Linked DNA regions of Mus musculus: regions 1, 2, 3, 4, 5 and 6 are each linked to region 7. The links are chromatin loops, found by intact Hi-C in ENCODE. Cell type or tissue: left cerebral cortex. All regions are shown on one strand. Region 1 holds the start of Mir1952 (microRNA 1952). Region 2 overlaps Btbd3 (BTB (POZ) domain containing 3). Region 3 has its middle 63 kb from the start of Gm14066. Region 4 overlaps LOC102636024 (a long non-coding RNA gene). Region 5 overlaps Gm14061 (a long non-coding RNA gene). Region 6 has its middle 22 kb from the start of Btbd3. Region 7 has its middle 160 kb from the start of Gm14062.

Evidence for each region. Hi-C counts contacts between places; a loop is a spot of excess contacts. Peaks named below come from ENCODE experiments on the same cell type or tissue, not always from the same donor. Only the 100,000 strongest peaks of a DNase experiment are listed, where the experiment ranks them.
Region 1: a loop joins it to region 7, with 2.7 times the contacts of the local background. A loop is called at or near these places in 2 of 42 quality-filtered maps.
Region 2: it touches region 7 in a loop (5-fold over the local background); 10 of 42 quality-filtered maps call a loop at or near these places.
Region 3: it touches region 7 in a loop (10-fold over the local background); 10 of 42 quality-filtered maps call a loop at or near these places.
Region 4: it touches region 7 in a loop (2.8-fold over the local background); 2 of 42 quality-filtered maps call a loop at or near these places.
Region 5: a loop joins it to region 7, with 3 times the contacts of the local background. A loop is called at or near these places in 7 of 42 quality-filtered maps.
Region 6: it touches region 7 in a loop (2.8-fold over the local background); 2 of 42 quality-filtered maps call a loop at or near these places.

The regions. Positions count from the first base shown.
Region 1 is chr2:138,817,759-138,821,758 of GRCm38, reverse strand. It overlaps Mir1952 (microRNA 1952), which reads right to left and starts at 1,830; the gene lies at 1,752-1,830. In left cerebral cortex, no CTCF peak of the experiment used is centred here; DNase peaks (open chromatin) are centred at 1,086 and 1,574; H3K27ac peaks cover 2,452 bases.
Region 2 is chr2:138,280,157-138,284,156 of GRCm38, reverse strand. It overlaps Btbd3 (BTB (POZ) domain containing 3), which reads right to left. Exons shown (of 4, transcript NM_145534.2): 3 at 3,666-3,784; 4 at 1-699. Among named protein-coding and RNA genes, the nearest start is that of Btbd3, 3.7 kb to the right of the region's middle. In left cerebral cortex, CTCF peaks have their summits at 1,154 (motif pointing right), 2,446 (motif pointing right) and 3,571; DNase peaks (open chromatin) are centred at 2,478 and 3,609; H3K4me3 peaks cover 2,029 bases; H3K27ac peaks cover 1,504 bases.
Region 3 is chr2:139,368,220-139,372,219 of GRCm38, reverse strand. No RefSeq gene overlaps it. Among named protein-coding and RNA genes, the nearest start is that of Gm14066, 63 kb to the right of the region's middle. In left cerebral cortex, a CTCF peak has its summit at 1,939; a DNase peak (open chromatin) is centred at 1,949.
Region 4 is chr2:138,474,315-138,478,314 of GRCm38, reverse strand. All of the region lies in intron 2 of LOC102636024 (a long non-coding RNA gene), which reads right to left. Among named protein-coding and RNA genes, the nearest start is that of Gm14061, 100 kb to the left of the region's middle. In left cerebral cortex, no CTCF peak of the experiment used is centred here; DNase peaks (open chromatin) are centred at 1,612 and 2,205; H3K27ac peaks cover 1,324 bases.
Region 5 is chr2:138,708,625-138,712,624 of GRCm38, reverse strand. All of the region lies in intron 5 of Gm14061 (a long non-coding RNA gene), which reads right to left. Among named protein-coding and RNA genes, the nearest start is that of Mir1952, 110 kb to the left of the region's middle. In left cerebral cortex, a CTCF peak has its summit at 2,114; DNase peaks (open chromatin) are centred at 3,186 and 3,634; H3K27ac peaks cover 1,377 bases.
Region 6 is chr2:138,254,840-138,258,839 of GRCm38, reverse strand. It overlaps a transcript of Btbd3 not described here. Among named protein-coding and RNA genes, the nearest start is that of Btbd3, 22 kb to the left of the region's middle. In left cerebral cortex, a CTCF peak has its summit at 2,273; DNase peaks (open chromatin) are centred at 709, 1,459 and 2,279; H3K4me3 peaks cover 2,784 bases; H3K27ac peaks cover 1,839 bases.
Region 7 is chr2:138,031,780-138,035,779 of GRCm38, reverse strand. No RefSeq gene overlaps it. Among named protein-coding and RNA genes, the nearest start is that of Gm14062, 160 kb to the right of the region's middle. In left cerebral cortex, a CTCF peak has its summit at 2,230 (motif pointing left); DNase peaks (open chromatin) are centred at 1,516, 1,888 and 2,166; H3K4me3 peaks cover 474 bases; H3K27ac peaks cover 1,049 bases.

The sequences.
Region 1 (4,000 bases), 790 kb before region 7:
GTATGTATATGATTTCAGAGCTTTGAAATGTGTTTTATCATTCCTACTGAAGAAGATACCTTGCTGTATGAAATAATTTAATAATAATTTGTCATTGATCTGCTACCTAGTCCTGGTACTCAGCTAGGGAGAAAGATATAAGCACAGCTATAAAATATACTTCATGCTGGAGGGGTTCAGAGTTTGCTGGGAATTCCTTGAATTTAGAGATCACATAAGCTTTCTTTTTTGCTTTGTGACAGTGTCTCTCTATGTAGCACTTGCTATCTGGGAACTCTCTCTGATAGACCAGCTTGACTCATACTCAGAGAGATCCTCCTGCCTCTGCTTCCTGAGTGCTGGAATTAAAGGTGCATTCCACTACAGAAAGCTCTTAAGCCAAAGTGGAGAGGGTATGCTAATGGGGAAGGAAAAGCCGAAGGTGGATCTTTAGAACCTGATCAGGCATGAAGGGGAAGGTGTTTTGTGCTCCAAGATCCTAGAGAAGAGAGAGGCTACTTTCTCCCATGGCTTCAGTGAGAGCAGACACAGGGAATCAGGCTCTTATTATCATCTATTGTGACTGGGAAGAGAGCAAGAGCCGCAGTGACTTCTAAGAAAGAAAGTAGGACAACTCTGCAGCCAAGAAGTTGCTGGACCTGGTTTGCTTTCCTCGATGCTTTTCTCTTAAGTGTTTGAGAAAAAAAATCACATTGTGTAGTCAAACAAGGAAAGGCCAGGGTCATCTGCATTCCCTGCCCTGGGATGGGAGCTACAGAGTTCCAAATGACTGCCTCCCAGCTGAGGACTTCATTTCCTGGACTCCCTGTAGGACAGAGAGATCCAAGGAATGATGGGGAAGAGCAACACATAAGCACTTTTCAGGGACACTGCTCTTATATAACATGCAATGTATCTTGGTGACAATTCTAACAATGTGGGGCTAGAGATACACTTTTAACAAAAGTCAGCAGGCTATGAGAGGCTGAAAGTGGCCCACAAACGTGTGTCTTCCATCCTCATCCTAAGAGGGTGTTTGGCTCATTATGTTCTAGCCATCAGCCACTTTCTTCTCAGTTACATGACTCACCATCCTCCCAAGTTCCATCCCCAGTGAAATGGCTTGGCTGGCAGCCTTTCCTGGGGGACAATCTGCCTGTGGATTTTACACCTACAACAATCTGGAGTGGAAGATGCTCACTCCGTGTGTGGCTATAGTCTCAGGTCTCTAGAACCTTCGGGAAACGTAGTTTTGAGAAATGGTGCTTATGAATTTAAAATTATAGTCAGGAAACTCTTTGGCATCTGAGATACCTGGATAATTTTAGAAGATGATGTGATCTGGTGACCGAAGTTGGAGGAAAATAGGAAGCCTAATCATATTCCAAGCTCTTTCACAGTGCTCTGCAATCCAAGTGCAAATAAGTTCCTAAATCTTTTTGCATTGTGTCAAGATATGCATATACTTAATTTACCTACATGCACAACACATGCATGTGTGCATGCCCAGGAACACTCACATGCACTGTCCTTTCAGACTTTTTCTTACAACATAAGGAGATTGCAGTCAGACAGAGAAAACCACAAACTTTGAACAGAAGAAAAGGATGAAGTATGTTATATGCTGCCTTGCAAAGAAGAAAAATCTATTTTTAGACCTTGAATTAGCATTAACAGAAGGCAGAAGTGGGGGATATGCAAGAACAGGAGAAGCAGCAGAAAAGCAGAGAGGGTTTATGAAAGCCTCTGTGTGCCCTCCCGCCCCCCCATACTTCCATCTCTTTTGTCATCCACACCTTGGAGCAGGAAATAAGCCTGCACAGAAGGAGGGTGGAGATCAATAAGAGAGGGATAGGTGGCTGCAATATTTGCCTTGTCTCAATACCAACATTTATTTAGACTTTGTGTTTCATCCTGTTTGTATTCACATCTCCTGAAAATGGACTTCTGGTCTAGAAGAACTTTGATGAGAGGATGCTCTGGGGCATGGGATATGGGCCTGTAAAGAAGTGAGGAAGTGGGTAGTGTGCAGAGTTAAAATGCTGCCCAACTTTCCAGCCAACTCCAGCTCAAACATCTGCTCTAGAGGAGATTTGCCTTCACGTTTGTACCAGTTGAGACCAAAGGGTCAGGCACTGTGGATGAAGCAACCATCTCCATAAACACCCCCTACTAGAGGCAAAAACCTCATAGTCTCCTGAGGCTAACATCAATTTAACTTTCAGGTGACGCCCCTGTTGTGAGCCAGCATCAACTTCAGATCGAGTAGATAGCCTAGAAAAACCTCAGACCTTTGTAGATACCTAGTGTTTCAGATGAAACAGTATCAATGTGGGTTGCCTCTTTACTGTGGAAAACAAGTAGAAAAGAGAAAGCAGAAAGAAGTTCAAGTCAGGATGAGAACCTTTACCTCTTTAGAGTCTATGAGTATTCTGAGGGGCTGAGAGAGGCATTCAGCTTCAGTTTTAAACCTTACTAGCCCCTACACCCCTTCCCACACATAATTTCTTTATTCCTATGACTTATCTACTACCAGGTGAGAATTTAGAACATGTTTATTAACACACATTCTTTCTTTCTTTCCTTTTTTTTTAGTATAAAGTAGAGTTTATTCAGGGCATGGGAAGGAGTTGAGAGGGTAGTAAAGACAGAGAAAGGGAGAGAGAGAGTAGAGGACCAGCCATGAGCACCTGGAGAGAGGGGGAGGGGAATGGGGAGAGAGGAGGAGCATGAAGAAGACGACAGAGTGACAGCAAAAAGGCCAAGAGAGTCATACATTATTTCTTGATTGCCTTTGGGTCAACGAAAATGCCCTTGTACCTTGTCAGTCTAGAGCAACTATGTTTTATTCAAGGGCTACTGTATTAGTTACTATGACCCTATCAATTTACTCTTAAGAGAGCTTTGCATAGTTGGTATGGTGATATGGGATATGGGAAAATAATCTTCTCTACACATATGCTTCTACTCCTGACAACTTCCTAGCTCTGCTTCTTCACAGGCTGTTAGTATTTGTGTAGTTAGGGTCTCTTCTGCACTCAAACTTGAACACGTAGGTCACCTTTACTGTCTAGTCTCTGTTGTATAAATATATTAGATCTGTTTAGTGCAATGTTTGTGAATCCAAGGTCTTCACTTCTAGGACCATTATTGGAAACCCTACCAGCTTTATCAAGTAGAGAACATGCTGACAAAAGAAAGAGCGACTCACAGATGGAAGGAGGATAAGTCTTTGAACAAATGCCTGGTACTTAGGAAGCCACAATACACTACGGTGAATAAAAATTATATTTCTTAGTTGAAGCCACTAACATTAGGAGTTGGTTTCTGATACAAGTAATGATTTTTAAAAAGTGGGAATATGTATATATCACATAGAACAAAGACATGTTCTCTACCAGTCTAGTCTTGGTTTAATCCATGAGGGCTCGCCTCTTGAGTTGTGGGAATACTAATAGTCTATCTTAATATAGATTACTCGGTGGTTAGGAAATGCTTCATTTGGGATTGTCAGGGGTGGAAGGAATACTAACAGTATTTTGTTGGTGGTTACTGTGAGAGAGGAAAGTCGTGAGACCCTAATAACCACCTATATCTGGAGATAGGTTTTTTTTTAGCACAGTAATGAATCTCTGAGTAAAATTACCTTTGTGTCTCACTCCCTTGGACTGAATCACTATTGAGACCCAGCATGATCATGATCCCAACAAAAATTGTAATATTCAGGAATAAAGTTGGCCAAGTAAGTGAAAAATATTCTACAATGAAAACTAAAAAGCAATGGAAATGAAAAGTGATAGGGCACATAATCACACACTTACACACACACACACACACACACACACACACACACACACACAGTTTCTCATATTCAGTATTATAAGAATTATTATTATTATTACTGCAATGTTTATTTTATTACTTTAAGCAATTTTCAGAATCAATGAAATCTTTATTAAAATACAAATTACCTTCTTTACAGAGTTTAAAAAAATCATTAACTTCATGGGAAACAGATTGA
Region 2 (4,000 bases), 250 kb before region 7:
AGCCCAAAGCCTGCGATGAACACCCTCTTATCAACAGCAAACTGGATGCTGTCACAGCGACCCCGATAGCGCCACTGGTTGCTCCGATAGGCACATGACTGAAATCGGTGGCAACGCTGGGGGACCAGGCCCTTGCGGGCTTTACTCACAAACTGCAGCTCTGGTTTTTTGGATGCAGTGTACCAGAGGAAGATGTCATTGGTCTCATTGAGAGTCAATACCCCAGACTGTGCAGCACCATTTGCAAAGTCATCCAGGGCCATGGTAGGGATGCGGATCAAGTACAGGGCCTTTCCTAGGACCTTGCGTTTATTTTCAATGCTCAGGGCCAGATCTTGCCGCTGGCATTCTACCTCAGCCCAGTTCAGGGCTGCCTCAAAAACCACTATTTCTTTGGCATTCAGAGTTTCCCTGCGGAGGATACTTTCGAGTGTCTGGAAGTCGATGTCACAGAATCCCTCAGACTTGAGCGCTAACTCGGCCTGGGCATCAATCACCTCCCAGCAACGCTGTGTCAGGTCCGGCTCCTCAAACAGGCAGCTCTGGGAGAGGAGTACGCAGGCGTTCTTGGCGCTTAGGCTGGTCTCCAGGAAATTAACACAGGCTCTGGCGAGGTGAGGAACTATGTACTTTTTGGCAGCATACAGTGTGGCCAGCACTGTGTCTGCAGCCAAGTCAATTTCATCACAATAGATGTATCTGAAAGAAAGTAGTCAACATGTAAGCAGGTTTCCACACAACGAGCATGAGGAGCAAGGAAGGAAGCCACTGCTTTCAAGCCTGTCCAAGAACATACTTTCATGTGACAGCTACTACAAACATGCTAAAGAAGCCTCTGAAATACAGTCATAAGGTATTAGGATTTCAGCTCATCAGTAAGCTTATATAATTAAATGGATTAACTGTGTTGCTATTCATCTTCTATCTTATAAAGACAAATTCAGTATATTTTCAACAAAATAAGAGATACTCCAATTATCTAAAAGATTACTGTATATCAGAGATAAGATTACAAAAACACAGAAAAAGTCTATTATACTGTATTAAATGTTAAAGCACTGACATTCCCAATCCTATAGCTTAAAAATTATTTATTAAAAAATTATTATTAAAAAATTATATATGTGTGCCTGCGTGTATGTTTGGGCACCTGGGTACTCCAGGAGTCCAGAAGAGGGCACTGGCTCCCTGGAACTGGAGTTATGGGCAGCCGTGAGTCACCTGAGAAGGTGCTAGGACCCGAATCCTGGACCTCTGTAGAAGCTGCACTCCTAACCCCTGAGCCATCTCTCTCTTCAGCACCAGCAGAGTTTAAAGTAGACATATATAGCTCTATTCCACTTTCTGTTTCAATAAAAACAAATGTCTTTTGAAACTATAAGGTCAAAGTTAAAAATCTTAATGATTTGGGACTTTTCTAAAACACAAAATAAAACCTGATATTAAATATTTCTGAAGTGGTTCCAAGTTTAAGAAATCACCACATAAACTTCACTACTACCTTTTCAGCGAACTCCACAAATCTTGTGAGTATTAAAGTTCTAAACTCCTATTTGTCCTATTTTCAGAACTAAAGCAAACATTACTTTCCCCTGTATCTATTCAGAGACAAAGCAGAGAGCTCACACGCACACTGATTCAGTGCGTTAGGGAGCTGTACCTATCTTAGGAGATGAAATACTTCTTGTTGTTTGGGGGAATGGTGGGAGTTTCTTGAGACAGTGAAGGTGGAACCGACCTGCAATCTTATATTACAGGACAAAAGGATAATCAGTGACAACTCTGCCCATGACAACACTGAGAAAATTTATCAAAGTTTTTAAGCTAAAGCAGTGGGTACTTTGATTTTTTTTATAGTAATTTTATTTCATGTTTGTAAAACATACCTAACTTAAGAAACCAAGATTAGCTTTCGCAAGGAAAAAAAGAAAACATAAACACACATAAACAAGCCAAAAGGTTCCTCAGTAATAAACACTTTCTTCCAGGAAACTGTCTTCTCTATAGGCTAAGCCGGTTACACCGGCAAGACCACTCGACAACACAGCTGCAGTACAGTTGTGCTTTGCCTAGGGCCAGGACTAGGAGAGCATCCAGAATATGGGCTGGATTTGTAGCCTCACCCTGGAACTCAGGGAGCTGCCACTCCTTTTCTGAGTACAGCTACTCCCCTAGGACACAGGAGGGGAAGCCTCAGTTCCTACTGCTGTTCCCAACAAGGCAAATGGAACCTCACTCACGCCCTGTTCTTTCCACCCCGCCTGACTCCATAATTTTTAAAAACTGCACTAATATGCTCTAGGTAATACATCTATTTACAAGAGAAGATATTTGGCAAACAATCAAGATGTAACTTTCCGACATTCCTGCTCCTGTTTCCTGACTGTACATGTGTCTGGGAAACAACACCCTACTGGACTTCAGTGAGGCCAAGTTGCTAACTAGGGCTGCATTCTACCAACAACAGATGGCACTGTCACACGCAGAGCGGACTTCACAGGCAGTGAGGAAGGGCATGGATCCAAGCAGGTAGAGAGGTTTCTCGGTGGTGTCTCTAATGGACTGATGCTGAAGGTTAAGAAGTGACGAAGCAGTTACTGTTATGGTCACTCACACGCTCACTGCCTTTAACCTCCCTGCTCCCGCTCCCCACTGGGAACGGTCTAGTTCAATTAGGCTTCAATGTCATTACAGGACCAGGGAATTACATACTTAAAAACTCTGAAACGGACTAGAACTTATTTTTCAGTAAGCAGTAAATAAAAAATAATGATTGTTTTAAAAATTGTAAGAATATTGTCAAACTTTTTGACCCACTTGGCAATTTTTCTTCAAAAACATTGTTTTTTAAATTTATTCCGATGAAATGAAATTCCCAGATCAAAATATAGCCTTGAACAGTTAAGAAAAACCTTATAAATACAACTTATAATAACTAGGCTTAATCTCACTGTTTAGCATTAGACCCTGGTAAAGATGATTCCCAGGACCCGATTAACATGCAGTAGAGTCTGTAAAGTATCTATAAGATATGAAAAATTTTAAGTAAATATGTGACTACCCCAATCTTTTTTACGTTTTTATATTACTAATTTAAAATTGCTTGTATTAATCTACAGACAACTATAGGAAACAATCCCTTCAAAAATCTCTTCATCAAAAATTTGCATGTCCAATTTTGTGGGTAAAATATATGTAGTCAAAGATGAGATACTAAGTTCCACTTCTGGTGGCATTAGACAACACAGAAGGCATGTGTCGTCCTAGTGTTGCTAGCTAAACAAGGTACATCACTGCTCTCATTGTGAAGTAAAGGTCTATTTCTCTGAAGCCTCCTTAAAGTGTCCTGCTTTCAGAAGGAGAACATCCCTATTAAACAGTGTTTATTCCAGAAAGCTATTTTTCTTTTAAAATGTCCCTAAAAGCAGCTCACCACGTGAGCTCTTTGCCCCTAGGCTCTAGGCTAAGGAATGGCTCTAACTGCCTGCGACATTCCATAGGACTTCCCCGAGCACAGAAGAGCGGTTCTAAGACCATTTACAAGGCAAGCAGCACCCCCTCTCTTTAGAATCTCTCGCTTACAGGAAACTCAGATCTGACTGAGAGGCCAGCAGAGCAGGAACACAGCACAAGAAACTCTTTCCAAACACACACATCATGCTTACTTCAGCATGGCGAGGAAGGCAGCAGGTTCGACGTCTGGGATTCGGATTTCATCTTTGTCCTCAGCGAGTTCTCCGTAAAACATTGCATGGAACACTGAGCTCCCGACAGCGAGGACGTACTGTGGAGAAAGGGAGAGCTCCCTTCACACACTACACTGAAAGCATTTGCAGAGTCAATCCCCAAAACCACTAGCCACTGAGGGCCGGGGGCACGTAAGGTACATAGCCCACCGTCGTAAACAGCCAGGCTATGGTGCACTGGACAGGGAGCATGAGACTGTCACACAAAGTGGGCTCTCCATCAATATCTCAAAGCTTTGACATTAATATACACC
Region 3 (4,000 bases), 1.3 Mb before region 7:
TAGAGACATCAGTTTATTGCAAAGTTATAATGTTAAGAGAAGAGAAGAATTGAGAGGTAGAGACAAAGGAATTTTCCATACCTTCATCTTTAGTTCAGCTGTCCCTTGTAGTCTTTGACAGTTAAATGTGCCTTGAGAGATGGGGAGATGTTCAGTTCTATTTCTTGAATTGCTACATGCAACGTTACCAGTTAGTCTTTTTTGTTTTAATAAAAAAATGTGTATAGATAGTTTGCATGCATGTATGCCTGTGCATGACGTATGTGCCTGGTGCTCACAGAGGCCAGAAGAGGGATTTAGAGCCACTGAAACTACAGTTATAGATGATTGTAAACAGTTAACGTTGGTGGTAATCAAACCTCTCAAAGAGCAGCAAGTACTCTTAACCCATGAGCTATTTCTCCAGGCTCCCTATCAATGAATTATTTTTAAAGCCTGTTCGGAATATTTCTGCTGACTTTTCAACTCCCAGCTTTTTGACCTCTTCCTCTTGCTTTGACTTTGTCATCTTCTCTTCCTATCCATCTCAGTGTTTTTGATTTGTTTATTGAACTGTATTTCAGTCAACGAATATATCTCTTCACACCATCTATCTTTATATAGACAAATTTAGTCTGGCAATGCATTTTGGGGAGAATGTGGAGTAATAAGAACTTTTAATATATCATTCATGTGAATACTAAATTTTATAAGCATCCTGGGAAAATTTTGGAAGGTTTTATAAAATAGATAATATTTATTCTATAATTCAATAACTCCTTTTCAATGTTTTCTTACCTTTAAAATGGGTCTAGTTTCCTATTTCCTAGAGATATTAGGATTAAATGAGTCAATAACTATTAAAAAAATAGAAGTTGCTGTAACAGTTACTACCCTTCGTTAAGGTTTGCATGCGATTTGTAGCTACCAAAATTCATGTTGAGGCTTGGTCCTCAATTTTTGACAGGTGGTGATGACTTTAAGAGGCATTTGGTGACTTGAAGGATCCATCATCCTGAGTAGGTTAATGTTTGTTTTGTTGAAATGGGTTTGAAATAGGATGAGTTTAGCCTCTTTCCCTGTCTTTGCAGGTACCCATGTGTCATCATGAGGCCTTCATACAAAATCACAAGGATGCTAGTGTCGTGATCTTGAATTTCCGAGTCCTATCTATTTGTGCTGTAGCTATCATGACCATGTCAACACGTTCCTTGGTGTTTATGTTTCTAGAGAGTGGGGTTTGTTTGAAGATATCAGAACCTACTGACTTATTTCATAGACAATTTTCAAATGTTCATTACACACCACAGGTTGCTATTCTACACAGTGACTTAAAGCAGTTGAATGTATGATAAACACTGAAAGTTAATTTTCTAAACAAAAGCTGAGGCCTGAGTGTAGGAACATGTAAGTTAGAGGTCAGGTTGTACTGAGCCATCTCTTTTTGGTGTTACAAGTGTGGTCCATCTTCTCATTCTTTTGTTTTGAGTCCAGGGTCTGCCATTGAGTTGAAAAGTCCTGCTTTCTAGGTAGCAGAGGATGGCCTAGTTGGTCATCAATGGGAGGCGAGGCCCTTGGTCCTGTGAAGGTTATATGCCCCAGTATAGGGGAATGCCAACACCAAAAAGTGGGAGTAGGTGGGTTGGTGAGCAGCGGGGAGGGGAGAGGAGATAGGGGGTTTTCAGAGGAGAAACTAGGAAAGGGGATAACATTTGAAATGTAAATAAAGAAAATATCTAATAAAAAGAAAAAAAGAAAAAACACAACAAACTTAATTTTAAAAATGAGAGAAAAGAGAAGAGAAGAAAAGAAAAGGTAGAAAAGAAAAGAAAAGAAAAGAAAAGAGAAAAGAAAAGAAAAGGAAAGAAAAGAAAAAAGAAAAGTCCTGCTTTCAAAGAGGGTGGTGGGCCAGCAAGCTCCTGAGTTAAGAGTTGGATGACTCCTTGCAATGAGGGGGAATATGCACTAGAGGGAGTATGAAGTATTTTATCAAACAGGAAGCAATGTGGTTATTCGAGTATATTGGAAAAAGTTTCAGTTACTAGAATGTTCCCCACTGAAGCCTGTTCTGATGTCTTCCAAGCATAGTGGGATTCTGTGTAAGAGGTTAACATCATGTCAGGGCAGAAAGTGGACCCAAGGTTGGTTCAATTACACTGAAGATTAAAACACTGCAGCCACAATATTTTACTAGAATGTCAGCAGGTAAATTCCAAGTCCTGGCTGCTTTTCTTTGTCTCAGCAAATTCAGTACTTTGGGTAAGAGTATGGTCTCTCTAAGGATAGACACCAAGCATATCTCAGTCAACAAAGGAACAAGGACCTCTGTGCATGCTTTAAAAAGTAAATTCAATGCTCAACCCTAAATACCTCCATAAACACTGCTCCCAGCTCTTCTGGGATGGAGGGTCATCCCTTGATCTTAGGATTGCATTGTTTAAGGTCCAAAACCCCTGAACTGTAAAATTTGTGAACTTAAACATTATCCCTCTTTTAACCAAACCTAAGCCCTACAGCAATCAAGAATGTTTCATTCATAGCATTTTGATTTCAGCAAGCATTTGTGATGGCCTATCATTTTGAAGATGAAGTCTATTGTTTTAATTATATGTATCTTAATTATGTAAAAGCCAGGTGTGAAAGGAGGCCAGAAGAAGGCATCAGATGTGACGTGAGCTGATCTGCAGGTGGGAACATATCTACAGTCCTTGAAGCAAACTGCTCTTTACAGCTGAGCCATCTCCCTAGCTCCTCTACCTGCCTACAGTGTTGGCTGAACAAGGTTTCTTAGTAAGAAAGCAGCTGTCATTCAACGAAGAGGGCATCCCTATTCAATGTTGTTTGCTGTTAACTCTGCAGGTGGCTTTATCTCTTTGTCACTGAATGAATAATAACCTGGCAGATTTTTAATAAATCACTTAAAGCTAATCTAATTTTTGTAATGTATTACCATTTAATCCTCACTGCAATTCTGTGAAACAGGTAATAGTGAAGTCTCATGAGGCTGAAGGGATATCTAAGTGGTTAAGAGTATTGACTGCTCTTTCAGAGGATCTGAGTTCAATTTTCAACACTTGCATATTAGTTCACAACCATCCATATCTCCAATTTCAGGGGACCCAGTTCCCTCTTCTGGTCTTTACCAGAGCCAGGCATGCAAGTGGTTCACAGGCACACATCTGGGCAAAACACTCATACACATCTAAAAATTACAAAACAGTTAAAAACAAAAACAAAAACCCTGTCCTTTTGTTCAAAGAAACTGAAGTATCAGAAGTGGGAAGTTGCTTCAGCGAGGAGAGAAAGCTTGTATAGAGATTACAATCTCCAAATCAAATCATTTGTTTTCTAAAGAAAACCTGACCTGCTAAGTGAGTTCACATACTAAGGCCAATGACAGATATTATACTATCAAATGGAAATGCAGATGTTTTCATGGAAAAAATAAGTTACCAGCATTTAAGTCAGGATGTGAGACAGGCTAGTCTGCATGCTGTCACAGAAAGGGAATTTAACTGCTCATCTGAACCCCAGTGTTTAGTTATGCCCCTCACCCTTTGAGGGCTGCATACATGTATAAATTTACATGACTTACAAGCACACTGTGCACAGGAATGGTCTCTGTTTTGTAGAAGAATAAAATATGATTCACCAATGTGTAGTGTTATGTGCATCGTAAGTTTGAATCTGAGATCCATACCCCGGAGTTCTATGTTGTGATTTTGTTGTTGTTTATTGTTATAAAAAATTAAAAAGTACAAGAATTAAGAGACGACACAAACACCACAAATGGGGTTAGGTAGAGAGAAGAGTTTATGAATAGAGAAGGGGTTGGAAATAGAGAGGGGGTTAGGAATGGAGGCAGTTAGGAAGAGAGGAGATTAGGAAGGAGGGGATAGGAATAGGGAAGGGTTAAAAAATAATGGGGTTATAAGTGGAGAGGGAGCTAGGAGTAGAAGGATCTTAGGAATACAGAGGGGATTATGAATACAGGGAGTAAGGAGTAGAGAAGTGGTTAGGA
Region 4 (4,000 bases), 440 kb before region 7:
TTGGTCTGGATAGTTTACAATTGTAGTAGAACTAAGGAAGTATTGATAACACTGATGAAGAATTATTTTAATCCTTCCACAATACAATTTTATAACTCTAGGGAAAACCACATGCCTGAGATTAAATTTCTTATGTACGCTGTGAAAAGCAGGCCCACAGTGATCTCCCAGGAATTTTTCTTAGACTAAGGTAATATGTTCCATGCATGCATGGTATGAGTGAATTATGAATAAATGTATATGCTATCTAAAAGGAAATAGCTGTGAACTATTATTCTAGAAGGTAGTCTTTATTTGACTTATTACCATATGCTTGCTGAAGCAAAAGTTAACAGTCATCTCAAAAGTCAGTAGGGTAGAGGAATTATTTCAATCATTTTACCTCATATCTGAGTAAGCTTTAATGAAGACAACTGAACCAATGAAAGAAAAGGAGAAAGACTCCAGTGATAACTAACCTAGCAAATGTGTGTGCTCTGGGTGGAAAAGGTAGAAGCTGAGAAGGTCCATGCTAAAACCTGCAAGATCATGTTTGTTACTGAGTCACAGGATTTAGACATGTTCAGCAATTCCTGCTGCTGAGAAGTCAGAATGGATCAACATTCCAGAAAGGGGCAACTACCACTGGAAATATGACAGACACTCATAACTTCACAGCATTGCTTAAAAGTCATTAAAGTTGGACAACTGGATTTAAAATTAGCTATAAAGCATTTGTGACATATAAGAGTTTCAGATTTCCAGTTCTATGGGTAGAGAAGATACCAGAAGATCACAAAGGTGCAGAGAGCAGTTGGCCAAGTACACAACACAGTATGCCATGGCACAGAATCAAGTCCGTTAGTGAAAATTCAGGTCAATGCCTTTCATTGCTCGTGCCAGGCCAGCTAGCTCCCTTTAAGTCTGGTTCCCACAAATGTAAGGTAAGACAACGATTATACACATCTCATCGATGAGTAAAATAAATGGGCACCTTTGCGATCTTTTATCATAATATATGCACCCAATAAAGACATCTTCCCTTTGTCCAAACTTGCCCACCAAACTTAGAAAAACAAAATATTGTCAACAAATTCCCTGCCTAGCCCTTTCTGTCTTCTTCCCCTCGGCCTTCTTACTCCAATGCTGGTTGTGTTCCAGTTTCTCATGTGGCAACTCCCCCAAGCTGACTATCAATTTTTACATTTTTTTCTCCTCCAGTCTTTGCCCTTTTATTGAGAAAACATTCTGGCAGTTATTCACAACTCAACACTCATTGGCTGTGAATATGAGACCCAACTATCATCTCTCTATCCCTCTCCAGTCCAAACGACTCAACTAGATATTCTTATTAATACTAGAGAACACCTATTCTGTAGATCTTTCATTTACTTTAGTTTATGTGAAAATTATAACATTGTTAATTTTCCCTATCTCTAGCCAGTTTTTCCACACAAGCTGACTTTGTAGAGAAAAGCAAAGCCTTTACATCCACAGGCCTTTTTTGTTCCTATCTAAAATTAGTGCAGCTGCTGCTATACTATTTTAGGGAACGCAGGACATGCGCCTCTCCTCAGATGTACCAGCTTGTCCAGTTATGAAGCAGCATACGTTATGGGGTATGTATGTTTAGCATCAAACCCCAACACCACAAGGCTGCAGCTTCTGCTCATTTACCACAGAGTTGGCAAGTGTGTGATTGGTGAGCACAGAGGCTGGTAGGAAGGATAAACATGATTTTTATGTGAAAAATATGTAAGAGAGCAAGAAGTCCAAAACAGGGGATGCCTGTGCCAGTTTGCCTTCCATTGCTGAGACAAAAGCAGCAAGGAGAAAGGGGAGGAGTTAAGTTTACATCGGCACTACAGTGCATCATGAAGGAGAGTCAGGAACCAGAGGCAGGGATCAGGATTCAGGAACTTGCAACGATTATGGGAGAACACTGCTTACTGCCTTGTTTCCTACAGTTTGCTCAGACTGCTTTCTTCTATAACCCAGAAGCAAGAGTAAGTGGGGCCCTCTCACATCAATCATTAAGAAAATGGCTAATAGACTTGCCTATAAGCCAGTCTGATGGAGTCATTTTCTTAATTCAGGTTCCCTCTTTCCAGATGAATCTCTGTGCTACGATATCAAGAAACTATCCAACAAGTCCTGCAAGGGGACACTCAGTAAGTGAGGATGCTCTCAAAGAGGAACATGTGCAGGGTAGGAAAAGCAGAAGACAGCCTTTTTGCTTGTCAGAAGTTTACCTCCATCTTGGGCTCACAACAGCTGCATAATGAGAATGGCATCAAGATTCATCATCTTCGCAAGCTGACTCCGGAAGAAGGCACTGTCTGCAGATGTCTGTACTGGTGCAATTCCTGGAGGCAGAAACCAACCCTCTCAAGAGAAGGAGCAACAGCAGGCAATGCACAATGACTGAGGCAAAGGGTCTCACCTAGATTTTAGAAGATTTGTGTAAGAGAAGTTTTCTCAACTCAGCTGAGAAAAAAAAATAGAAGCAATGGAGTATGGGAGGGGAAAATGGAGGGTTTAGTATAGAGCCAACACATCTTCTGCATCTGTTCAGCTCTCTAGCACCAAAGATAGGATTTCAACAAAATAAGTGCTCATTAAGTACACAGTAAGTAGAAATGTCTTGGAGATGAAGTAACCTATCAGAAATAACTATTAAATTTAAAATAATGCCATATTTATAGCACATGGAGATTTTGATTTTCAGGATATTAAAAATTGTATCAAATCACGCAATTGAGTGTATCTCATCTATTGCATTGTTTTATCTTCTCTGGCCTTCATCAGTTAAAACAAAAAATAAAAGCTGAAAACAAACAAACAAAAGCAAGAAACTATGGAAAAGAAGAAGAAAAAAACTAGAGTTGCATTAAGAAGGAAGGGAATGATATGGAACACCATAGAACCCCAGCACTTGAGAGGCTGAGGTATAATGAGTGAGAGAGTTCAAGGCCAGCCTGGGCTGTATAGGGAGAGTGAGTCACACCACATGCGCACAAGTGCGCGCGCACACACACACACACACACACACACACACATATACACACAAAGAGAGAGAGAGACAGAGAAACAGACAGAGACAAAGACAGAGAGAGACCGAGAAACTAAGACAGAGATACAGAGAGAAACAGAGATAGAAACAGCGACAGAGACAGAAAGATGTGCTCTGCTTTTGGGTTGTGTGCACCTGCTAGCTTTCCCAGTAGATTAGTTGAAATGAGCATAATTTTATCTAGTTCAACTCCAGAACTGAAACTGTGCTAATGGTGGACCTATCTGTGCTTTTCTTGCATGGATTAGATGAAGCAATCTACCAGCAAGGACATCTGAGGGATTTTTTTTTTAATTGAAAGTGACAAATTCCAACCAGAGAATTTAGCTTAAATGAATGAGAAACTTTGCAGGTAATCTAAGAAACCTGCCGAAAGTGAGGTGTGGTTGCACAGGCTGAAAACTCTAACACTAAGGAGACAGAGACGAGACGCCCACTGCAAGATTTAGGGCATAGCCCTCCATGTAATGAGTACCAAGACAGTTATGGGGACATAGGGAGTTGCTTCCTTAGGAAGGAAAAAAGGAAGGCATGGAGGGAGGGAGACAGGGTTAGAGTTGGGGTGAGGGAAGGAAGAAGGGAACAGAGGAGGGAAATGAAGAAAAGAAAGAAAGAGATCAAAAGCTGGAATGAACTGGTCTCCTCCCTCTCCCTCACCCTCTCCCTCTCCCTCTCCCTCTCCCTCTCCCTCTCCCTCTCCCTCTCCCTCTCTCTCTCCCTCTCTCTCCCCCTCCCCCTCGCCTTTTCCTCATCCTCTCCCCCCTCTCTCCTTCCCTCCCTCACCCTTCTCTCTCTCTCTCTCTCTCTCTCTCTCTCTCTCTCTCTCACACACACACACACACACACATACACACACACACACAGAGGAACCAGCTACTTTTAACCATGGTTATTTTCCCTTGCCTGACAACTTGTCCAGGTGCTGATGGCATTCTCACATCATGGGAC
Region 5 (4,000 bases), 680 kb before region 7:
TCTATATGGATAAATTGAATAACTGGATCACCCTTCGATGAGGAATAAGTATATACTACATTTACTAGGTGACCAAAACTCTCAGCACTGATGAGGGAAAATGTACTTTCTGTGCTTATGACTGTAACAAGGGCATTGCATATACTACTCTGTGAAAGACCGTGTAACTTTGATATAATCATGAAAACGGCCTCAAATTTTCCTACAGTAAAACCAGGCTGATTATCTGAAAATGCAATAGTATGACTAAAAGGCTGAGTAAAAAGTCTCAGATTAAAAGAAGTTAAAGAGAGGGGTAATTAAATTAAATATATACTTTTAGACTAGATAGTCCTCTAAACTGTATACAAAGCATGATTGACTAAAATTACATAAAATAGAATCTTTATGCCTAGGAAATATATCCATTCTTAGACTCTACAAGTACATGGTAATCATAGTAATTATATGTGACCTACATTTTAGTAATTTACAAAAAATAAATGTATTTATATGTCTGTATTTTTGCATATATACTGAAATATGATTGTCAAACAATAGATGAATAATGGAATAAATATATTAATGTTTGTTACTCAATTCATTAGCAGGTTACCTGTATGTTTCTGTATAAAAAATATTTATTACAAAGAAAAGCCCAGGATTAGATATAACCTTTACTTCAGCAAGTATTTAAAGAATAATTAGTGTCAATTCTTCTTAAGCTATTTTTTAAAAATGACTAGGCAATAATACTTTCCACTTTACTTTATAAAGTCAGAATTAACCTTACATAAAAGCCAAAAAAAATTGACTCAACTAAAGAAAACTAATAGACCCAATTTCTAGTGACAAAAGTCATCAAAGATAACAAACAAACCCAACAACACACATAAATTGTACATACCATGTCCAAGTTACACAAGAGTATTTTACCATACAAAATTTAGCAAAAATGTTAATAGTTCAGTCTAATATTTTCAATGAGTAAAAATTATTTTTGACAAAATTCATCACTATTTCATGATGAAAATGTTCAACAAAGTAGGAACAGTATAAAAGTATTTTCACATAATAAATGTAATATGTGAAACCTGAAATCATTTCAACAACAAGGAAAAATGTCTACTTTGGTCACTTCTGTTCAACACAATACTGAAATTGCTGATCAAAAGTTTTAGGCAAGAAAAGTAAACAGAGGGGTTCAAATTGGAAAAGAAGTAAAGGTATCTTAGCTAGGGATGTTTATTCATGCTTGTAGTCTCATCAGCTGGGAGGTTAAGGAACTTAAGACTAGACTGCTGACCAATGAATTCAAGGCCAAGCAAAGGCTTATGAAGACTTTGTCTCAAAACGAAATACTATGTATCTTCTTCTATTCAGATGAAATTTCCTTATACTTAGAAATTTCTATAGACTAGCAATTCATTATTTTTGAGTTCACAGTTCCCATTTCTAATATCTGTTTTGCTCTCATATCAATTAGTTTGTCTGTTGAAAATAATTATTAATGTCTTTGACTATTTGAATGAGTAAATGAACTCAACAAAAATTTAAGACACAGAATTAACACATTATTATGTTATATATTCCTTTGGGATAGCAACCACATCTTATATTCATCAAAATTCTCCACAGGGTACCCAGCAGTGTACTGTGGACTTACATGCCCTCAATTTTCATTAAATAATGATGATAATAATAAAAATAGCTAATGCCTGCTGAGAACATGCTAATTCCTGATGGTGTCCTAAGTATTCTGTGTGGCTTAAAATATTTAATCTCTAATGATTTTATGAAATATAATTTACAACTGATCCTATTCACATAAGAAACTGAGACCTGGAGAGCTTAAATATTGAAGTCAGTAAAATGACAGAGCTGAACATAAAACCCAAGTTTTAGGTCCCAGAGCACATTCTCTTACCTGCAACACTATGCTATTCATCTTTAGGCTATGTTAAAGTCACGGCATCTGGTGAACAGCACTATTGTAATTTTAAAAGCAGAAGAGTATCTGTAGGTGGAGGGACTGTCAATGTTATAGGGTAGCCATGAACCCAATAGCCTACAGGGGGGGGGGGCTGTATGATTATATTATAGGGTAGCTGTGTACCCAATAGCTTACAGGAGGTTGTATGATCATTTTCATTATCATGTTTTGATGGATACAACTTTGTCCTGGTGTTGTGGTTGCTTGTTCCTCAAGATCAGCAAAGACCCCTTCAGTCCCCATGTGTCTTTGAGGATGTCCACGTATAACTTTTCTTACAAGTCTGTCTCCTCTTGGACTGCTTTTCAACTGTGCTAATGCCTCCTCCTTCTAAAAATAAATTTTGATCTATAGAAACATGTGTTTCCTTCCTTTGCTAAAATGGAGAAGGGTGAGAACACCTTTAGCTGACTTTGAGTGGATTTCCTGGTATGCGTGGGCAAAGAAAGACTCATAGCTTATGGTCAGATTTAAGTCTCTATGCAATTTCCATCATTGTGAAAGTATATAAAACACAAAAAGAAAGTTCCTCTTAAGGTGAATTTGTAGTTAGATTTTAGTTAAGCCAGCTATAGAACATGGCTACACATTCGGTACATGATGTCTCTCTAATCAAATACTGTCTTAAGAATATAAGTGGTCAGGATCAAGATCAATATCCCTCTATTGAGGAAAGCAACATGGCAAAGAAGTGTGGAAATATGGAGGACAGCAGAAGGATTAGGAATGGATATCCTCATAGGAACTTTCCAAGTATTTCTCAGATAGGAATGTATTGTGGTCCCAGCTCAACCTGGGAACAAAGCAACACGCCAGGTGGCTTAGCTTTGTGATCCATGGAGACTCAGCCTTAGTATGCATTTCTAAGTAGATGGATAAAATGGCATCATCAGAGAAGGCCAAGGAACATTAGCCTCACAGGTCAGAAAGTCATGCTAATCCAAACAACCAACAAAGTGGACCTAAACCTAGCTTCACGTTTCTGCTCCAAAGTCCAAAAGCAAAATGTTGTGTCAAGGACCAAATGGCCTCTCTGAAAAGCCAGCCTACCATACTTACATCTATTGAGCTTGCCAGTGTATGATTAAGACTGCTTCCACTTAGAGGAGATCCCAGAGAAAAGGGCAGTGTTTCACAAAGTGTGAACTGCATACATTGGAGCAAGTACAGAGAAAGGCTTGGGAAGCTGAGAGCCTGGAAAGGGGACCTGGATGTCCTAGTGATAGAAAGAACAGAGCAGAGTGAAGGTTAGATACACATTTCCAAACAGGAGAACCAGGTGACATGGAGAGGTGGGGACAAAAATAGTATTATAGCACTGTCATTTGACAGGATTTTGTGGAACTATGTGTCAGAACTATGAAGGGGAAATGGAAAATAACTTGGGCTGACCAATGTTTGGTTACCGTAATTCAGGAGAAATTCCTGAGATGGCTTTTAAAGTTAAAATATTTTCTTTTCTTTTTTCTTTCACTGTTTTAAATTCATTTATTTCCTGGCTAAACTGGAGGGAAACAAAATTTAAATGATTCAACATATGTCACCCAGAACTATTTAGCCCTGAGTTCTTTTTCAAGACAACCCTCATGAGAGGTCTATTTTTGGTATGTGCAGATTTCCATTTCAACTGATGCTTTTTCCTCCTCTTGTATTCAGCCTGGGAGCCAGTTGGGATTCTTAAAAAGGCCTGCTGTGTTTCTGAGTGTCCTGAAAGAATACAGCATTGCAGTGGTTCAGAGGAACCAATAAATCATGACCTAGGGACGCCAGCCACGGTGCCCTTCTGTTCTGCACAAAGAAAAGGAAATACTGGCTCTCTGATCTATTCCTTTGTGGACACAGAACACCTGGAGATTATGAGGGGGTGCAAATTAAAACTTGGAAGCTAGAATTTTTCTAAAATGAGTAAACTTGTTTCTTTGGGATTATAAAGGTCTGATTCCAGGAACATAGAAATAGTAAATATCCCTTCCCCTTTGCTGTGGGTGGTGCTGGCCAACGGACAGAGGACAGAGATGTTCTCTGGAA
Region 6 (4,000 bases), 220 kb before region 7:
CTTGAATCCACAACACCCATTACTTACAGTGAAGTCTTAAACGCATCGGCAACATATGTCTAGCCTGCTTTATTGGGGTCTTGGTGGCTTGTTTTGTTTTGTTTTTAAAAAGCAAAAAAAAACAAAAAACAAAAAACCTTTGACTGTGTGTTGCTAGAAGGAAGGAGTTCCGAGCCTCTCTCCCTTTGCCATTTTTAAAGTATTATATTACAAGTGGTTTTGAGTTTTGTAAATAGTCTTGGAAAACACCTTCTAGGAGTGAAAACAACGTAAAAACGCTGACAGTGGCATTTTCCCCTCACAAATTGTTAAGAGAGTCATTTTCCTTTTTTCAGTTTCCTTTTTAACTTTGCCTGGCTGTAGGATATTTCATGTTTATAAATTGGTAAAACATATATATTTTTTTAAGTGCTTTAAAAAACATTGTTCACAATTCACAGGTTTGTATGTGTGTGGAAGGAAAAGCGTTAGGAACTTGGAACTTTGCTTAATAAATCAAGTGTGGACAGATGAGTGTCTGTGAAAGGGGTGAGGACCACTCAACTCTGAGAAGTATCCTTCCATGGAAATCTCTAATTATCTCAGAGACAAAAACCTGGAATCGGACAACCTCATCTTTACCTGCAATGAGGCTGAAGAACTTACAATGGGGAATGAAAAGGAAGAGTCCTGCTTAGAACCCAATGGTAGCAGGTCCCGCCCACTTCCCCTAGAGGACCCGTTGCTATGGAAACCCACAGTAACCCTTTAGATTCAAGAAGCCTAAGAAGGGATATTCTCCCAGAGACTGAGTTATATTAAATATGAGGCCCTGTTAGAGGGTTGGGAGGAAAGGTTAAACTGAGATAGATAGCCTCATGGCTGTAACAAGGGGCCAAGCGGGAGGCAAGGGGAGAACCGTAGTTCCAACAGGAATTTAAAATGCCAGAGTCATATAGTTTAGCTCAACTTTGACTTTGACTGTTAGGAAGTTTTTTCCCTCCTCTGCTGAATACAAACCACTTTTGTGCATTTTCAGTCGCCCCCCCCCCCCGCCCCCCTCAGTGGGAGACAAACCGCTGTTCTGTGTTCCGGACAAGGAGATTCATCCCAGCAATTACAAACCGAATGCTACTACTTTGTAAAACCTAAAGACCTGACTTTCTCTTACCAAACCAGTGTCTCTGAACTTCGAATTGCATGCAGATAGTTTTCCAAATAAATGCCTTGGGTTTGAATTAGTCAATGGGAGCACGTGAGATTTAAAACTCTCCGGGGAACCTCCCGCACAGACAACTATCCTAGAGCAGGAACTACGGAGGAGGCGGGAGTATTTCGAAAAGAAAAAGCCCACTTATCTCCACCGGCCTTCTTTAAAAATAAATAAATAAATGAGCAAATAGAATGAGCTAGTCTTCTGCACGCGCACATGGGACAATAGGTTGCTTGACACACAGACTATGAAGCACGCCCTAACAATACTTTCTTTGAGATAAAGGCAGTAAGAGTCTTTCCTTCCCGAGGCAACGAACAACCAAGAACAACCAAGCCACCAAACTTCAACCTCTAGGTTAGAGCGAATGGGCCCTGCAAGGCACTGGGAACTTGGAGGATGCACTTCTGCAGCAACAGGACCCCGGCGAGGGCGCACCTGCAGGGATCGGGGCGGAAAAGGCAGGGCGTGGATCCCCAGGATCCCCAGCCCCCGACCCCGACGGCCACGCCCCAATAAGTTTCTTGGGAGAAGTTTGCTCGGGCCCCTAGGTGCTCTCGGTGCGCTCGGGACGGACTCGGCCTTGCACGATGCAAGTGGCCGCCACCCCGTCCCGGACCTCCGCCCCCACCGAGGTGGTTTGGCCCACGTCGTCTGCCCGGTCGCGGCCAGGTTCGCCTCGCCCCGTAGGGTCCCGTGGGCCGTCCTGCTCCGCACGCACGGCCCTGTAACCCGCACGAAGCTCGGGTATCTCGTCGCCCCCCACGCCCCCGCGCCCCTCGCCTGCAGCCTCCCGAGCCCCCTCGTTCGGCCACTCCCGCCTCCGGGCGCGCGCCCACGCCTCGGCCCACGCCGCGCACGCGCGCAGCTAGCAGCCACTCGCCAGCACTCACCGTCAGCTTTCTGCGTGGCCACGGACGCTACCGCCTCTCGCAGCTCCGACCAGGTGCCCGCTCCGCAGGCCCGGTCCAGGAACTCAGGGATCCAGAGCCCGGCGGGCGAGGCGGGCACCCGCACGCAGGGCACGCTCCCCGGGACCGTGAACGCACACCCGAGCGCCAGGAGGGGCCGGGAGGCGCTCCCGGAGGCTGCCCTGGATACGGGGCATGCGCAGAGCCCTCCCCTTCCCGGGCCCTGAGAGTAGTGGGCGGGGACTCTGGAAGACTGGCTGGGAAAACTGGAGAGGCGCTTTAGAGGGAATCTTACTGGAGCTCTCTGTGTCCTTGTCCCACAAATTGCAAACTTCCTCCTCTAGTTCACTCATTACATCAGATAGAAAATATTTATGGAGCATCTATTTTGCAGACTCCAGAGCAGTCTTCGGGAGTAATAGGCACGTTGCCTTTGAGTTTAGAACTCCCTTTAGACTGATGAGACAGGCATTTGAAAGAGCAAACATTAACTACAATCTTTAATGGTAGAAGGAAGGAGAATGGCTGGAGTGCTAAAGAAAGCTTAGTTGGGAGATGTAGAAACAGGCAGCGCTGAGGTGAAAAGACAAACTCACCTGCTAGAGAAGATAAACATAAAGGCAGAAGCTTTGAAGGGAACTATGAGCTTGTGAACACTCAGAGGCAAGAATACTCTGGATGCTGCTTGGAGAGTCAAAGTGGCAGCTGGAAATGTAGTTGAAACTCCTCTAGAAATAATCTTTAACCCTTAGTCCAAGATTCCAGTAGTGAATAAGTGGGAATTGCTTAAGATGGGAGACAGAGGAATCCTGTGTTGGCCTTTTGAGGTACAATGTCTGAAATGCTTAGCTATCGCCTGTGGAAGAAGTAGTGGGATCTTGAGTTACTGGTCAGCAAGGTAAAGTAATACAGACAATTGTTGTTCTGTTGTTTGCTGAAGAAACCACACCTGCTTTGGTTACAAAACATAAAGAAACCAAGCTGGACTATACCAGTACAGGCTGCTGAGGGAGAAGTGTCATGACCAGTCTTACTTAGTTGTGGAGCCTGCATGCTACATCACTAACTTCCCAGGCAAGATGAACTCACTGGTGCAGTACTGGCAAATCTGTTAGGGGGATAACCAACCCCTTCTGGTCTTTTGTTTGTTTGTTTGTTTGTTTGTTTGTTTGTTTTTAATCTGGGGCTTGCTTCCCAGGAAGAAATCTTTATCTTCGATCATAGACTTGGTCAAAAAACTGTGGCTAGAAGATCATGGGCCCATTCTGCTAACTGGATGCGATGTGTCATACCTGTCAAGTTGCTTTCTGAATATTGTTTTATGTCCATAGATTGATGCTATTGTCAGCTTTGGTCAAAAAGACTTGTTTGGGTCAGTAAGCAGCCATTACTTCAGACTCATAACTGTTGAACATGCTGAGAATAACTGTTGAAAGCTGAACTCTAAATGGAACATCTGTATCATTCTCCCAGAGGGCTCAGGAACATTATGAAGTAAATCCAAGAAGACTATAAGAGATGAGGAAGGAGTAACTTATTATAGAATGTGGCATGGTCTCACATCCTTGACTTGTTAGTTACTATGGTTATCAGCACAAGTCCTGCTCAAGGCTGGAGCCATCAACACTCTGTCACGAAGCAGGAAAGAGCTCAGCAGGCCTCACAACTCCCTGAGGTTATGAATTAATTCCTGGTTGCTAGGGGATGGAGAGACCTTCCTTCAGTGATATAGTCATTGGTACAAGGCTATTCCAGGAAATAACCCTTACCCATGCTCCTGTGAACAACCCTAACTGAACTTCAGGGATCACAAGGAAAGGAAAGGAAAGGAAAGGAAAGGAAAGGAAAGGAAAGGAAAGGAAAGGAAAGGAAAGGACAAGACAAAGAGGCGTGTGGC
Region 7 (4,000 bases):
TGTGAAAAGGAACAAAAGGGCTCCTAACACCAGAAAAAATTCAAGGCCAAACATACTCACTGGTACTCTCGTTCCCCAGCTGAAAAGTTCTGAATTCATACAGTTGAATCCTTCTTAACAGTCTGCTTTACGGGAACCTTTATCACCGTCGTTCCCCAGCTGATGAGTTCTGAATTCGGCAGTTGAATCCTTCTCAACAGTCTGTGTTACGGGAACCTTATAACCTTGATTCGCAGTTCTGGTTCTGGAATGAAGTATCCCTCCTGCGCCAGTCCGGAGTTTTTTCTCGTCCCGGATTTTCTCGTCCCGGAATTCGGCACCAATTGTTATTCGACGCGTTCTCACGACCGGCCAGGAAGAACACCACAGACCAGAATCTTCTGCGGCAAAGCTTTATTCTTACATCTTCAGGAAAAGAGAGCAAGAAGCAAGAGAGAGGGAAAAGCAAGAGAGCGAAAAAGCAAGAGAGAGAGAAAACGAAAACCCCGTCCCTCTTAAGGAGCATTCTCCTTCGCCTCGGACGTGTCACTCCTTGATTGGCTGCAGCCCATCGGCCGAGTTGACGTCACGGGGAAGGCAGAGCACAAGTAGTCATAAGATACCCTTGGCACATGCGCAGATTATTTGTTTACCACTTAGAACACAGGATGTCAGCGCCATCTTGTAACGGCGAATGTGGGGGCGGCTCCCAACAGAAGAAGCCAAGCATGAGTGTGATTTTGAGTGAAACCTCAACCTCAGCTTGATCCGACAAGGTCTCTGTAGCATAACTTTCATGTCAGTTTGTGCGTCCCAAAGGCAAAGGGGACAGGCATTTGACGTTCTGCAATAATAGGGTATCACGTATGAGCTCCTGTGGGACCAGACTTTGGGCATCTGTAATGCCTATGGGTGAAGGAAGCAGCTTTTAGTAGCAAAAGATGCAGAACCTGGGAAATGGAAAAACAATGTCCAAAAGAAAGATATATGGACATCTTGATTGACCACTAGTTCATGCCCATGCTGTGGAAACCCCTTCAAGGGGCTATAATGAACTTATTCATGGATGTCTTCTCTAGCCCACTGTTGTTGGTAGGTCACCTATTACTGTACTCTCTTGTAGAAGTGACTCTTCTAGAATCTGTCACTTCTGGTGCATAACACTAATTGAAAGGCTAGCATTTCAGAGAAATATGTCAGAGATAATATTTAAAAGATGCCATTCTGTCAGGCTTGTCGCTGGAGTGTGACATGACTACAGGAGCCCTGTTAGAAGTAATGAGCCAAGAGGAGCTCAAGTCGCTTGGTTCATTCAGCAGAGCGAGGCTCAAGGATTGAGCTAATATTATTACTGACCATAAATGTTGTTAGGGGGATGGAGAGGATGTTAACGCCACTAAGCATTACAATCAAATCTCAATAATGACCAGCGAAGCAGCCTAATAAATTGTAGATTATGTGTGCCATGCATATTCATTCTGTCAGAAACCTCAACTTCCTGGCTGATAGAATTTCAAGGGCTTATGCTACAAGCACTGGGCTTAAAGCCACATGTAGGAAAAGAAAAAAGATGATGAAGGAAAATAATGCTGAGAATTCTGACAGAATTATCTAAGTCTAGTGCCTTAGCTACTTCGTGTCCCCTGACGCCCCCCCACCCCCGCCAATTTTCCACTAATGTATATAAGAAAATGATGTAAAGGTGCAGAATTACTGCGGAGTAAGAAACCACAGCTTTGAACGTGAGTGTTGTGAATGCAGAACATCCTCCCGAATCCGTCCTGAGAGGATGGTTTCTGGTTTAGACTGGCTTCCTCTGTTGCTCGTCATGCACCATGGAACAGCAGGTCTCCCAGTCTCGTTTCTCTGGCTGCCAAGCTTGCCAAGCACATTTTGGAAAAATGAGAAGTTCCTGTCACTAAGAAAGAGGATGCCATGTGTGTGCATTTGTTAAAAATAAATCTGCTTTCACCAAATCTCATCCAGGAAAATCTAAGGAAAACCCTTCAGAAGAAATACTCTCAGAGTATCAATGATTTCCATGTTCTGAGCATCTCCCAGAAGCCATAGTTTCTTTTGAATTGACCTCTGATTTCTGAGGATTTTTAGATCTCTTTAGAGAAGTCCATTTTAGAGGGTATTTCTCCTTTCCTCAGGGTTTAAGACACCAGGCGACAAACAGCATCTTCCAGACGCAATTTCTTCCTCACTGGCCTCCCTTTGCCCAAGAAGATGCTGCCCCCTGGCGGCAGACAGGGGAACATGTACACACGTCTACATTTCCAACCCATCTTATTCTCAGATGAAAACAAGCAAACAGCCCTTGAGGCTTTTCTTTGCTAATATTAATTTTTTGCATAATAATATGACGCCCACTCACCTGTTTCAACTCACAATTTTTATCCCCAGGAAAATACAGAGGAAATGATTTACAGTAGTCACTGTATGTGGGCAGCATCCCTTCCAATGTTCCTACTACCAGGAACAAGGCCCCAAGGTTCAAGCTTCACCATGATGGTTGACTCTTTAAACATAGCTTTATTTCCTTCCAGTATCAAGGTCTGGACTTAGAAGAGAGGAGGTCGTCACCTTCGTGCCCTCACAGCAGTCTCCCACAGAAGCTAGCACAACCTAAAAGGACCCTTGTCTCTGTGAGCAAACTCAAAACTCAAGTGGGTGGCAGAACGGGGATATTACTCTGTCAAGGATGAGTCCTCACCTTCCTAGCCTTATGTGTGAGCCCCTCAAATCCTAGGAATCTATTAACTGCCTGGATTCCTGTTGACGAGGCTGAAGCGTCTGTCACAGTGCTCAGCCTCTCATTCTTCCCTAGGTCTCACAGGGGCTCCCGTGGCAGCTCATTAGGCAGCTACTGGTCTATTGGTGGGGATAAGGATCCCAGCCGGCACCCCCGAATGTTCTGGAGTTAATTCGATTATAAAAACAAACAAACAAACAAACAAACAAACAAAAACCCAAAGCAAACCAAAAGAAACAAAAGGAAGGAAAGGAAAGGAGACTCAGGCAAACCTGATTCAGGACTTCATTATTTCCATTAAAAATACAGGTTAGAAGCAAAGATTATTATTTGAGTAACTCACATTCTGGTGTTTCAAAGTTTTCTGAGAACCTCACTAGAACTAAAGAGTGGAACATTTTTGTGACAGTTTATTATTTTTCTGCTGGCTCTCCTCCCCTTGCCCTTCCTCATTGCTTTGGCCCCCTCTTTCACAGATATTGAAGACACATGTATGCCTGGTAGCCATGGGGGCCAAAAGAGGTTGTCCAAGGTCCTGGAACTAAGTCTGTGTCAGGAATATAACTGGGGTCCTCTGTAAGATAAGGAGTGCTCTAAAGTGCTGAGCTGTCTTCTGTGGTATTTAAAAATCGACATAATAATTGCATCATTTCCTGGTTCCCCTTTCTTCCTATAAACATTCTCATATAAATTAACGCTTATTTTCATTAGTTATTGCTTCATGCATATATATGTATACAAATAGATTTCTTAATAAATGCAACCTGCTACTTTTTTTTTTTTACAATGTTCCTTGTCTGTTTGTTTTCATGGAGTTTCTTATGACATGGTGTCTCCTAGAAATATCAGAAGCAACAACCATAAAGTCTTCCCAACATGCCTACCCAAAAATGAACTGACGAAGTTCTACAATAATAGACACGCTTAATAGACAGGGGAATGCCCAGGAGGCCTCAACCCTGCACAAAACTGTGGGCAGCAAAGAAATGCTGAAACAGGATAAATTGTCTCTCCAGGGAAGAGCACACCAATTTGTTATCCAATATGTAATGTTATGTTTAAGATTTGCTTCAGAAAACAATGTGTTTACTGAAAATAAGACAAGAGATCATAGAACAGAAGCCTGGAGAGGAAACACAGCCATTTGTGCAGATGCCAACCAGGACTGCACCTGAAGTCTGCCTCAGAGCGGGGGCGTGCAAATGGCTCCGTGTGAAAAAGCACAGTTTTAAAATCAGATAATTGAAGTTTAAATCTAAAACT